Regions from separate parts of the Homo sapiens genome. Here region 2 is linked to region 1. A link is a loop called in an ENCODE intact Hi-C map of the cell type or tissue named here. Cell type or tissue: heart left ventricle. All regions are shown on one strand. Each heading gives the region's core, and the rest is flanking DNA. Links, peaks and the distances in the headings are about the cores only. Region 1 overlaps LOC105374506 (a long non-coding RNA gene). Region 2 overlaps LOC105374506 (a long non-coding RNA gene).

Region 1 (2,814 bases), core at 167-2,666:
ATGAGAGCTCAACGTCATTCAACTTTCAAGGAATGTTTATAATCAATTCTACTTTCCATACCTGTCAATATCTCATGACTCCACCTAGTCAACCACCAAGCTTCACTAATTATACTCCCCAAATATATCTTCTCTCAATACAATTTACTCCATGCAGAAAAGACATTATTTAGATAGATATATTCATAGAAAGATAAATGTATAAATAAAAATATATAACTTTATCAATATGCATATTTAATTTCATAAGTTAAAATTATTTGTATTCAGATGGACAATGGTTTGAAATCTGTTTATGCCTCCAACTAAGCTGAACAAACATGGACACATTATTTAATCTTTCTGAGCCTCAAATATTTAATCCTGCTGAATTATTTTGAAGATTAAATGATATAAAATACTTAAATTGTCTATGGTCTGGCATATAGTACTTAATAAATTAAAGCATATTTCTTGATTTTAGATTTGATTTATTTTCTCTATTTCCAAGCTGTAGTAGTCTGGGTCCAATTGGGAGACAGAAACCAGACAGCAGGTTATATAAGGGAAGTTAATGTAAAGAATTATTAACTGTGATAAAAGAGAAACTATATAAGGAAACTATATAGTAGCCTAGGGCTGAGGAAGAGTGCCTAAGGGAGGACAAACTCAGAAGGGGCGTGTTTCAGACCTTGTTGGGGAAGGTATAGTTTAGCCCAATGGATAGCAGAGGTGTTTACTGGTTAGGCCAGGCCTGAGCAGGTCTAGAGTTCCTGGGCAAGCAGGGTAGGTTAGGTAGGTTAGCACGTGGTGGCATGGTTTTGCAGTGAGAGTCTGGTGCCAGCCATGGTAGAAGGCCTGTAGCACATGCAGCCTGGCATGAGAGTGGGGTTTTGAAACAGTGCTTGGTGTTTGATGCTCCAGGTCAGAAGCAGATGTTGGAAATCCACTCAGAGAGTCCAGGTGTTGGTGTGGCAGGAGGCCATCAGAGCAACACCTACATGTGTGGAGGGTTCTGGTTTCCATGTCTAGAGGACTGAAGAAAGGTTATTGATACGTCTAGGATGCAACGAGGTCTCAATGGAATCATGTTCTAAGCTGGTGGCTGGGGCACATTCCACTGGATGTCTGCACACCCATACAGCTAATCTCTTCCTCCTGCAATGTCTCTCCAGCGCCCTCTACTGAGAAATCTTAACATTGTGCTCATTAAAGTGAAAAGTTTTAAAGGAATCCTTGATTTGGTACAGAGCATATAGTGAAGGGTGAATTCAGAAATAAGAAGCAATAAATTGATAAGTGGCACACAGTCTATAATACCAATTAGCTTGTCTGATTAAGATAAAATTTTCTCCTGTTGTATTTCGTGTGAAGAAGTTATAACCTTCTTTTATAAGGAATGGGGTTCCCAGCTGATTAACCAGGAATAAGCAATTTTTGCTTCACTTTGTAATAATTGAGTCATGTGACAATCGCTGAGTCAGCATTTGAATATAGACCCAAGTCTTATTCATGGGAGCATACTTTAAATGTATTTAGCATCATTTTATGTATTGGTTTATTCCAGAGCAGAAAGAAATTGTATTTGCAGGATTTGACATCAAAAATGCATTTGAATCATTTAGATAGTCTTTTTGTGGGTGGTAAAAATTTTAAAACTCTTGTTTATTGATGTTTTGTCTCTTTCTTAATCTCTCCTAACAAATCTATTGTTCTTCCCTTGTCAATAAGCAAGCATGCTCCCATGGCAGGCTGAAACATTTCAGGACTTTCCCATGACCTCATATTTCTATTCCTTTGAGGCACATGGTCTTATTTCTTTTTAAGCTTTAGCGAGAACATCCGGTCCTTTCTTCTCAGATCTATTCTGATTTTTTTACTTTGTATATCTGATCAAGATGTTTTATAAATTTGAACATGTCCACTGCTCATTAAAACAGGTCATCCCAATCAGTATAAAATGTGATTTTTAGTCTTTTCTTTTTAAAAGTGTAAGAAATGCTTATTCCTTAGGAACTTATTTAATAGGAGATATGAATACCTTTTTGTTTTTTACTGAACTCATTTTAACGTGCCTTTGAGTTCATGTGCAAATTTGATTTCGTTAGCCTTGTAGGTGCAAGACTTCCTACTCTCTCACTGTGGAGGAGACACTAGGTTGCTGTGAAGTGAAAGAATGGGCTTGAATCCTGGAGCTACACTAGGCTAATAGTGCTATTTTCTGTAAACTGAGGGACAGTTTATGTATGTGAAAATACTTTGCACAATTGTAACAATTAAATTGTAAAAATATACAGGAATACTGCATAATTATTTTGAGGGTGGTAGTGATGATTCTGAGGGCTAGGATATTTACGGATACAGTGGGGAAGCCCCCTCTTGTTCAACATTTTCTAGAGAATGTCCATGTTAAACTTATACTTTCTGCTTCCTAGGAAGAATATCTCAGACTTTCTCTTAGCTCTTCTCCCCTTGGCTTTTCTGTGCTATGTCATTCATGGCATTTTTGTGGGATCTACCTAAAACAGAAAATACTATTTTAGAACAGCTGGTTTCTGGGTCAACTTTGGAGACTCAATTTCAGTAATTTTCCAATTTAATAAAACAGTTGGAATATGTTTATATTGATTTTAAAATGACAAAGCAAATGAGAAAAGGTATAATTTAATAGATCCAAGAACTATTGATGAGGAAAATTACTAGTAGCTAGTTCCAACTGCCATCGATTGACACTGAAATGAAGAAAAGAGATGTACACGTATTTGTGAACACCCCATTTTCATGTCAACCAAAGGATTATCAACTTTTCATCTTCAAAATAGATTTCATAGTATA
Region 2 (2,814 bases), core at 157-2,656, 73 kb before region 1:
ATGTATCTATATTTAAAATTACTACTGCATACAGCAGGCAGGAAATACATTTTTTTCTTTTTTTAAATCAAGGGTTCTAGCTTTCTTGTGTTTTATTTCAGTTGTGTGTTTTGTGTGTGTATGTTTGTGTTTCTGTCTGTTAATTCAAGAATATATATGTAAGATAGTATAGCAATTTTCCCAGCATCCTAGGGCTGTAAGGAAAAACTACGTCTTCTAGACAATTTGACAGTATTTAGACTGTATTTAAGACAAGAACCATTTACTCTTGGTTTTAAAATGCACATAACATTTGTTTAAGCTTTGCTGGTAATATACTTTTGTATTTAACATTATATTCCGGTATTTCAGGTAAAGGAAACAGGGATAAGTTAGTCATTTGTTTAGAACATCAATGTCCTGCCTCTTTTCCTGGGTTATGAAGTCTGCTTCAACTCTCAAGGAGAAAGGTCAAATGCATAAATTAGATTTGAGAGGAAGAAAATCTGCCTTCCCTTCTCATTGCTCCTTTCTTGGATAGCATCAGAGAAAAATATTGAAAATATTTTGTTAAAAATTTTGTAAGTAAAAACATATATTGTAATGATGGGCTATACTCAAAGCTAATGAAGTTGTGGTGCCATACCTGTTGGCACCCTGTGTTCAATCCATTTTTCCAGAATGAACTGCTGTTTCCTCTCTGTATGTTAGTTACTCAAGGCACAGACCAAGCCTAGGTTCTTATCAAAAGCTTTTGAATACTTTCCACTCTTCCATTATCTCTGATTTCCTCCTGTTTGTGGATCTTTTCCTGTGGAACTGTACCTTTATTTGTTCATGAATTATTTCAAACAGAAGAGTTTTCGTTTTCTAACTTATCAGACCCATTGGAGTCAGGGCCCATGCCTTTTTTACTTCATTATTTTCTCTAGACTAAAAGTGACAAGTAATTTGTGGTTGTATTTTAGGCCTTGGGAAGTTAGCAAAATGGATATTTTGGGGTCAGGATATGTGTCCAGTTCCCTTGAATAACTTCTCAAGGATAAAATTACACATGGGTGCGTGATTTCCACAGGGACATAGGGAGAACTCCCTACCTGCCCACATCCCATTTGTCCTGCTGGACCCTGCTATTACCCTTGAACATTTCCCCTTGACTGCTTTCTAAGACAATCCACATTATTTTAAAATGTAGTTTTGCTTTTGGCAAGATTATTGTGATCATGTTATGTGGAATTGAAAGAGTACTGAATTTTTTGTTCAGTTGTCAGTTTTTCTAGTCAAGATTCTTTGGTAATCACTCGGGTCCAATCAACACATTACTTCTTAGTTATCGCTCTTGAACATAACTTTGAAAAGTCAGTTGGAAGATATACAGATGGCTACCTGCTAGAAATTAAATTTATGGGTGAAGGTGATAGTTCACAGGAAAGAAAGGCACAGGGTAGGAGGCTAGGAATACCCCCAAATGTTAACTTATACCAGATTTTCAATAGTTTAATATAGGGTGATATATGTGTATGTATATATATACACACACACATATATATATACAGTGTATATATATATGCGTATATATGTATATATGTATATATGTGTATATATGTGTATATATGTATATATGTATATATGTGTGTATATATGTATATATGTGTGTGTATATATATGTATATATGTATATATGTGTGTGTATGTATACATATATGTATAGAAAGAGAGAGAGAGAGTTATCAATATGAATTCTAACAGTGTGACTTTCCTGGTTCTGAGCATGCAAATATAGGTAATGATTCAGAAACATTGAACTGAGGATATTGACCAACTTTGTAGACATTGAGACATAAATGCAATAATTCATTTGACATGAAAAACTACTTTTCCTTTAGGGACTGGAAATATTAATATGCAAAAACTTCAATGTTGGAAAAGTGCCAAATATCTAGAGACAGTGAAAAAAATTGTCCATCCAGATGTTTGCAAATATTTGAATAATTAGAATTGTATAGAGAAGACATCTGTTTAAAATTTCATGTTAGATACATTTCATCATTATGTAAATGTAAAATCTGAGACTTAAATACACAAGTATTAATTAACTGCCTGTTGATCATTATGTACTGAGGGAAGATGAGAGAAGTGGTAGAAGGTGGAGGAGGAAAAATTGCCTTGAAGTTTGAATTTTATTCAGTACAAAGTGAAGAATCCTAAACATTCTTCAATAGTAGACTGATATACAGTGTCCCTTTTAAATTTTACTTTGAAATTTTTCATAGAGTAAAATTCAGTTTTTCTTGTGTACAGCACTATTGATCTTAACACATGTCTAGATTTGTGTAACCACTACCACGATTAGGATACAGAACAGTTCCACCACCCCACAAACTTCCTTGTGCTTCCCCCTTAGAGACACAATGTCATCCACTCTTAAGGCCTGGTAACCACTTACTCGTTCTCAAACATTATAGTTTTTTATTTTGGGTAATGTCATACACATGGAATTTTACAGCATGTAACCTTTAGGGACTAGTTTCTTTCACTCAGCATAAATCCTTTGTTTTGTGTATCAATAGTTCTTTTCTTGTTATTGGTGAGTAGTATTCCATGGTATGAATGGATGTACCACTGTTTATTCATTTACTCACTAAAGCACATATAGAATATTTTGAGTTTTAGCAATTATGAATAGAACTGCTATAAACATTCATGTATAGATTTTTGTGTGAACATCAATTTTCATTTCTCTGGGGTAAATCCCAGAGGTGGACTTCTGGTAAGTGTATATATAACTTTTAGTAAAACATTATTAAGAAACTGCAAAACTCTTTTCCAGAGTAG

The links. Hi-C counts contacts between places; a loop is a spot of excess contacts. Peaks named below come from ENCODE experiments on the same cell type or tissue, not always from the same donor. Only the 100,000 strongest peaks of a DNase experiment are listed, where the experiment ranks them.
Region 2: it touches region 1 in a loop (2.9-fold over the local background); 4 of 110 quality-filtered maps call a loop at or near these places.

The regions. Positions count from the first base shown.
Region 1 is chr2:41,412,962-41,415,775 of GRCh38, reverse strand. It overlaps LOC105374506 (a long non-coding RNA gene), which reads left to right. Exons shown (of 4, transcript XR_939997.3): 4 at 1-2,814. Among named protein-coding and RNA genes, the nearest start is that of LINC01913, 460 kb to the left of the region's middle. In heart left ventricle, for the core only: a CTCF peak has its summit at 1,158 (motif pointing left); no DNase peak of the experiment used is centred there.
Region 2 is chr2:41,486,229-41,489,042 of GRCh38, reverse strand. All of the region lies in intron 2 of LOC105374506 (a long non-coding RNA gene), which reads left to right. Among named protein-coding and RNA genes, the nearest start is that of LINC01913, 390 kb to the left of the region's middle. In heart left ventricle, for the core only: no CTCF peak of the experiment used is centred there; no DNase peak of the experiment used is centred there; H3K27ac peaks cover 440 bases.